Linked DNA regions of Homo sapiens: regions 1 and 3 are each linked to region 2. The links are chromatin loops, found by intact Hi-C in ENCODE. Cell type or tissue: Caco-2. All regions are shown on one strand. Region 1 overlaps LOC101929555 (a long non-coding RNA gene). Region 2 overlaps APOBEC2 (apolipoprotein B mRNA editing enzyme catalytic subunit 2). Region 3 overlaps LOC101929555 (a long non-coding RNA gene).

Region 1 (2,500 bases), 67 kb before region 2:
TTCTCCTCTCTCCTGCCACGGTCCTTTGTTTATATCGTGAGTGCAGGCTTGTCACACGGATAGCAACCAGATTATTTATGTTTGTCTTCACTAGACTACAGGCTCTAAAGGGACACAGCTGTATTCTATGCATTTCCCTGTGCTGAGGCCTAGCACCTAGTGGGCGTGAAATAAATACGTGTGGAATGAAACTGTCAAAGACCATGTGACCAGCTGGCCCTGACCCCCTGCTAACAAGCAGCAGACCCAGAACCCCTTTCTGGTTCTCCTCCAGGCAGGGCACAGTTGTTTCCTATCTGAGCAGGCTCCATTTGCTTCACATCAGCCCAAGAACAGGGAATGGGAAATGCCTTGTGCTGCAGGAGGGAAGACAAAGTAAGCCAGAGAGCACTTGGCCATCTGGGGCTGGGAGCGGAAGAGAATGGAACCATTCTGGAGAGCCAGACATTTGTTTTGTAGTTGTTGCCTTTGTGAATGTACATGTCCTGAAACCCTGGTTAATTTTCTTGTTCAAACATTGGTTTAAAATTGCTGGCTCTAGGAGAGATACTGTCCTTCAGCAGGTTCTGTTATAAACTTTGCAACTCCAAGGTCTGATTCAGCAGCAAGCTGGAAAAGTTCCTGGTTGCTAAGAGACCAGAGAGCAAATTAGCAGCTCACAAAAGACCCAGCTAAGACCAGTAAAAAATAAGACAAACGAAAACAAGGTAGGAAATGGGCCTCCTCAAAATCAAAATAAGGTAAACAAACTGGCTAGGAAAATGTCTGATTGGAAAAGACAATTATAAGTATTCTTCATGCTGAAGTAAAATGCACTATAGGTAGCTAAACTCTATCTTTGTCTTTTTGTCACTTGAAGAAAACAGCAGGGGAGCCCCTTTCTAGTCCTGAAATTCCGGATCTATGAGTCAGAGGGAAAAACAAACTGTCCCAGTTGATAAGGAGGAAAGAAAAAAGTGAAATAGGCTGCCTCTTTTATGAGCTCTCCCTGCCAGGACGGTGAATGGGCTACCTGGGGTGGTGGCCCAGAAACATTCCTGCAAGCAAACAAAAGCCTCCCCCCAGGAAAGGTTTCTGATCACTGCTGGTCCAAGGCTCAGCCGCAACAGAGGGCTCTGACCCCCACAGGACTTGGCCAGACACTTCAAGATCCCATCTGGCAATCAAGCATGAGAATTCAGGTACTTGTAATAAGAAGGGGCAAAGAGAAAAGTACCAAATAGGTCCCAGGTATTAAATATTTATTTTGTTAAAGTGCCTCTATAGCTATGATTTTTAGTAATTTCTTTTCTGGTCAGACAATCTAGTAAAATATTATATTAAAATTATTTTTAATCAAAAACAGAAAAAAGCATGCCAATCACTTACCTCTGATGGAAATTCATTCTCCAAGACACACAGTTTTCCTAAGAACCTACTGCTTAGCTGGACAAAATAGTAGGAAAATGCTCCAAGTGGAAATTACCAGCCTCTTGAGGGAGGAGCTTGAAAATCTTAAGTGATCACAGAAAAGTCACAGTCATCTGGGTTTTGGAGACCAGAGAAGAAATGAAGAAGGGCAAAAAAAAAAAAAAAAAGAAAAAAAGAAAAAGATGGGGTGTGGGGAGGAAGATGGGGAAACATGGAGCTACAAATTGGGAGAAAATTAAGGCAGCCAGTAGGCATATGTCAGGGAGCTATGGCGTGATATGCCTAAGAACTATGTGACTGAATAGCCTCCACTTATCAATATTTGTTGGACAGCAAAAGGATTTCAGAATATGATGGATCCAACAAGCATGAAATAATCTTTAGGGGAAAAAATTACAATTCCCCACATGGCAGCTTCCTTCAGATCTTTTCTGACAATCCTGTTTGTCAGATTTCTAAATCGCATGCAACTGCTATATTTTAGGCAGAGCTGGTATCTTCCTGGAAAAAGACCGTCCCAAATATTCAGTGCCCCTCCCTGCAGGAGAAATAGACACCTCCTTTCTGATATATGCAGCTCTGGCCAAATGACTTGCTTTGGCCCATGAAATGTGAGCAGAAGTCACATGTGTCACTTTGGAGTATAAGTTTTAAGAGCTAGCACGTGGTTCTCTGGCTTTTCTCTTGCTGTCACAATGACCAGAACATGTTCCAGATAGTGCCTTATCCAACAGGCTTGGTCCCCAAGAGAAGAAAGCATGGAACAGAGCTGTGGCTGGATTGCAGTGGACACGTAGCCCAGATGAAAAATAAGTTCTGTTGTGGAGTTACCTGCAATTGCAGCAAAACCTAGCCTATGTGACTAATATACATGGCCCACGGGACTAAAAGGTGGCCAGAGTTGCCCCTCGCCCTCATTCACATTTTCTCACTAGCTGGCCACAGTCTCACCTTGAGAGGAAAGTCATTATGCTCCAGGTGGCTTTCTTAGAATTCAGATATGTTGCCTGACTGACCCAGGAAATCAGGGCTGGCAGCCCTGCTGCTGAGCGTGGTTCAGTACCCAAGAAACAGGCAAAGATGGCGCACG
Region 2 (2,500 bases):
AAAAAAAAAAAACTGGCATGAGATAAGAGTGTAATCTAAAAGCCCAAAAGAACAACCCTGCTTAATTAAAATAATCTTGAGAAATGAGCATTTGTTAAATAAAGTGTCTTATTTTACATACTTATTTCATCTTTCTTTTTTTTTTTTTTAATGACAAAATAGTATTTAATCCTATATTTAGTCAAAAGACCAGAGTTAAACCAGATCTCTTCTGGGGCTTTTTCTGTGTAAACCACATCAAAACATGAACGAAAGACTGGCTTCTGGTTTAGTCAATCCTGGTAAATTTACCCAATCCTGCAAAGGAAACTATGGAGGAGAAATCCAGGGACTTGTTGGGAAGGGCACACAGAAACCTTAGTTCAAAAAGAAACTAGTCATTGTTCGGGGCCAGCAGAGCTCTCAGTAACACATTTTCTTTGTTTGTTTTACCAAGGTATTCCTGCTGCCACCAAGAGACAGCAATGACATGTACAGCCATCTGGGACATGCCTGTCTTCCTAATACCATTTGGAGCTGGACAACATTTGACACCAACCAATCATACTGGACAAGGCCCTTAGAGGACTTGAAATATACTTCTCATGCTGTAGTTTATTTAGGCTGTGACTCTCTCTCTAATGCTGCTCTCGGGAAGGACGAAAGTGACCTGCAAGGAGAGAAATGCAACCATACATGGGCTCCAGTCAACTATGGGACTGAAGGTCCTAATTGCTCACCCAAGGGGGCTGCTTAACACAAACAGCCTCAGACCCGAGGTTTAGATTTCTGAAATATGCATTTTATGTTAAGTTGGGTATTTTTTTAAAAAAAGAAAAACAGCAACATTAATAAAAGAAGTGGTGTGTTTTTCCCGTGGCCAGATTTTTAAGAAACTTGAACATCTGGAAGTTGCCACAGACAAGCGAGCTAGTCCAGACACAGGGACACTCCAGGCTATGAACCAAGCCATGGTTAAACCAAGACTTGCCTAGACAATGCAGAATAACTCTCCCATACAGACTTCTTACGACAATCAAGTGAGGGCCTTTCCCTTCTCTGAAGGCAAGTAATAGGGCAGAAGGTGGAACAAAAAGCATGAGAAATCTAAGGTAGCCACATCCCAAATGCCAGTTAATAAGCAACTAGCTTCTTTATTAGAGAGGAGCGGGTGAAAAGTAGTAGTTTAATGTTCAGATATACAATCATTTAAAAGTATTCAATACATGGTGTTTGATGGTAATGGCAGGATGATGTCAAGTCTCTCTTTTTTTTTTTTTAAAGGTTTGTTTGAGTCCTATGTGGAAGCAAAAATTCACAGGTGAATTTCCGGGTGTTTGCCAAACTCTAACTAGGTTTCCAGGAATAATGTGTTCACTCTGATTACCAGGGCATGCCTCCTTTCCTCAGGCTTCAAGTGTGATAAGTCGTCGGAATTTGACCCAAGACTACTATCGGCAAATGACAAAGTGCTTTATCACATTCCTGCTAAGTCCCAGAATTCCACTTACAGCCAATCCTGAATGAGACTAGGTTTTGTCTAAAGAATCAAGGCTCAAACGCCAAGAAAAAAATAATAATAATAACCATAATCTCTTTAAAAGTAAAGGAAGCCTAGAAAATCCATGTTTTGACTTGTGTTAAGGTTTACAGATGGTACTCAATTTACAATGGTTTGTCTTGCAATTTTTGGACTTTACAACGGTGCAAAAGCCATACACATTCAGTACACCCTTCAACTGAACTCAACTTAAGATGGGGTTACCCAGACATAGACCTAAGTTGAGGAGCATCTGTAATTGCAGAGTTAAGCAAAATATTTTAAGTTTCTTTAAGTTTCTTATCCCCCACTCTCACTTTCAATTTTGTGTATTTAGATAATCTCTCCTTCCTTTTTCCCTTCAACTTTATGTGGACAAAAGCAATGCTTCAAGAAAAGCCTCAATCTAAAAGTTTGATAATGAACTTGACCCTCCACTGCCCCTACCCCAACAACATGAAGAACTTGTCTGTTCCACCTAGAAATACAAAAGTGAAATACTTTTTTGAAACTGTTGCCTCTTATCAGGCTGATATGTGATAAGAACACAGTCTAAAGTACAAAGATTATATTTAACCAGTACTTTCCTGGTGTTTTAACCAGCCCCTTCTAAAATACAGTTGTTCTTTTATACTTGGGAAAGCAGCAAGTCCTGTGACAGACCCAAAGTCACTCTAGGGAGAAAATCAATAGCAAGTCTGGCTGTTTTAACTCTCAACACCACTGTAAGGGAAAACAAGAAAATGTCTAGTTTCCCGAATAGCTCTGATACTGAACCATTGGCTAAATCCATGAACTTTATTTTCCTACCATGACCACAATAGACGACTGGTCTTTGCAGCTTCGGAAGAAAAGAGGACTAATATTTAGACCCCAGCTGGCTGCACATCCAAATCTTCTATGGAGGTTAAAAACACAAAAGTGGCCATCCCACTCCACCACCAAATTTTTTTTTTTAATTGAGATAGGGTCTTGCTCTGT
Region 3 (2,500 bases), 59 kb before region 2:
CTTAGTTTCTTTAGCTAAATTTCCATTTTTCCTCTTCAGCTGGATCAATGCTATTTTAAAACAACAACAATACCAGGAAGAGTAAATGAGAATCTAACGAAAATAGTTATCTGCAGGGTGTGAATAGAAATGTAGAAATGTAGCAAAAGGGCTAGGGATCGGAGGGAGACATCTTCTAGTATACCGTCTTATATATGTTTGATTTTTCAATCATTTAAATGTTTTTACATGTTTAGAAACAAAATTAAATTACCAAGAGCGAAAAAAAACTAAACCTAAAGATGAGTTTTAACAAAAGCAAATGAAACCTAATTCTGTATCAAATCATATAGAAAAATTCTAATTCAAAGAATTTGGGACACAGTACCCTGACTATACACCCTTAATGGAATATATTCTAAAGAGAATAAACACCACAAAGATGCCTTAAACCTGACTGAGTAGGTTTGTTCTTAGTAGTATAACTGGTGCAGTAACTCTGAAATGATTTGTGTGTGTTGTAGAATAGAGAAAGTTAATGAATATGTTGGCATTTTGAGAACCAAGTTCTCACTGTGAGAGAAAGAACACATGAATAGGGATTGTGGGAAGGGAAGGAAGACCCTGGGGTGTTGGATTTGAATTGGAAGTATCAAAGTAAATACAAGATTTCTTTTTTTGAAAAAGTATTTGCTAGCTCTATCCACTGAAAGAGCCTAGAAATAACAATGCTCCAATGGAATGAGTGCACCAAGCACCCAGAATTTGGTTTTTTAATAGTGTTCTCCATTGAAAGGAGCCAGGAGCCTTGGGAGAAATGACTGATCCGATTCTGGAGCAGAGACAGTACAGGGTAAGCCTAGGATGTCAGGTTGCGCTAAAAATCAAGAAAGTGCTCAAATTCTAATGGTGACATGTCAAAGGAGCACGGGAGCCAAACTGAAAGGGCTCCCACCAGGCAAATTTTGGACAATTTGAGTTTTAATATTTGTAATTAATTATGACACATGGATTTTTTTTAAGTTCCCCAGTTCATGGTGATATTCAAAAGGGTGGGGAAACTCTTCTTCATGAAAGAATGCCTGTTAATGAAGTAGAATGATAGAATTAGACAATTACCATTTTACAACGTAGTGAGTTACTCGGCTAAGAATCATCGGTGTATTCTGTTACCATTGAATAAAAGGTTGGTGAGATATTCATGCAGTTCAAATATAACCCCTTCAGATTACTTAGTAAGTAAAAAGGGGCAAGGGTGCAATGGAGAACAGTGGTGGACACCACTTAACCAAATGATCAAACTCAGCATCTAATAACGGGACCAACTGACATGAAATGGCAGCCAATTTCTCTACAATAGAAATGGCACGGATTCTTCAAAAATCTCAGGAAGGACCGAGCACAGTGGCTCACGCCTGTAATTTCAGCACTTTGGGAGGCCAAGGCGGGTGGATCACTTGAGGTCAAGGAATTCAAGACCAGCCTGACATAGTGAAGTGAAACTCCGTCTCTACTAAAAATACAAAAATTAGCCAGGAGGTGGCGCACGTCTGTGGTCCCTGCTACACGGAAGGCTGAGGCAGGAGAATCGCTTGAACAGGGAGGAGGAGGCTGCAATGAGCCGAGATCATGCCACTGCACTCCAGCCTGGGCAACAGAGTGAGACCCTGTCTCAAAAAAAAAAAAAAAAAGAAAGAAAGAAAAAAGAAAAGAAAAAAGAAAGTCAAGAAGAATTTTAAAAAATGATCTATTCTAGACTCAAGGATAATAAAGACACATGCAATGCATGATCCTTGAATCAAGGAGGGAACTACAAAGGACATTGTGGGGACAATGGAGGATATTTGGATGTGGATAGTATATGAAATAGTGCTATATCAATATTACATTTCTTGAATGTGATATGGTATTGTGAAGGAGAGTATCTTTAGAAGAGATGTGCTGTAGTGTTTAAGAGAAAGTATTATGATGTCTATAACTTAAATGATTCAGATTTTTTAGAAATATATATATGCTAGGTGTGGTGGCTCATGCCTGTAATCCCAGCATTTTGGGAGGCCGAGGCGGGCAGATCACCTAAGGTCAGGAGTTTGAGACCAGCCTGGCCAACATGGCAAAACCCTGTCTGGCAAAACCCTGTCTGTACTAAAAATACAAAAATTAGCCCAGCATGGTAGCACATGCCTGTAACCCCAGCTACTCAGGAAGCTGAGGCCTGTAACCCCAGCTACTCAGGAAGCTGAGGCAGGAGAATCATTTGAACCTAGGAGGCAGAGGATGCAGTGAGCCGAGATCACGCCATTGCACTCCAGCCTGAGCAACAAGAGCAAAATTCCATCTCAAGAAAAAAAAAAAAAAAGAAAAAAGAAAGAAACATAGATAAATAGATAGATAGATAGATAGATAGATAGATAGATAGATAGATAGATAGATGATAGATAGATAGGCATAGGCATAGATAGAGAGAGAGAGACATGGCTAATGTAAGTGAAACGTTCCAGGTGTTCATCGTACTCTTCTT

The links. A loop is a pair of places that touch in the nucleus more often than their neighbours do. Peaks named below come from ENCODE experiments on the same cell type or tissue, not always from the same donor. Only the 100,000 strongest peaks of a DNase experiment are listed, where the experiment ranks them.
Region 1: a loop joins it to region 2, with 6 times the contacts of the local background. A loop is called at or near these places in 67 of 110 quality-filtered maps.
Region 3: it touches region 2 in a loop (7-fold over the local background); 68 of 110 quality-filtered maps call a loop at or near these places.

What each region holds. Positions count from the first base shown.
Region 1 is chr6:40,996,770-40,999,269 of GRCh38, forward strand. All of the region lies in intron 1 of LOC101929555 (a long non-coding RNA gene), which reads right to left. Among named protein-coding and RNA genes, the nearest start is that of UNC5CL, 41 kb to the right of the region's middle. RefSeq lists enhancers at 203-876, 877-1,549. In Caco-2, no CTCF peak of the experiment used is centred here; DNase peaks (open chromatin) are centred at 74, 612 and 1,012.
Region 2 is chr6:41,063,665-41,066,164 of GRCh38, forward strand. APOBEC2 (apolipoprotein B mRNA editing enzyme catalytic subunit 2) reads left to right here. Exons shown (of 3, transcript NM_006789.4): 3 at 437-1,227. It overlaps OARD1 (O-acyl-ADP-ribose deacylase 1), which reads right to left. Exons shown (of 6, transcript NM_001329686.2): 6 at 1,108-2,500. Among named protein-coding and RNA genes, the nearest start is that of OARD1, 7.4 kb to the right of the region's middle. In Caco-2, no CTCF peak of the experiment used is centred here; a DNase peak (open chromatin) is centred at 1,387.
Region 3 is chr6:41,004,811-41,007,310 of GRCh38, forward strand. All of the region lies in intron 1 of LOC101929555 (a long non-coding RNA gene), which reads right to left. Among named protein-coding and RNA genes, the nearest start is that of UNC5CL, 33 kb to the right of the region's middle. In Caco-2, a CTCF peak has its summit at 1,542 (motif pointing right); a DNase peak (open chromatin) is centred at 1,511.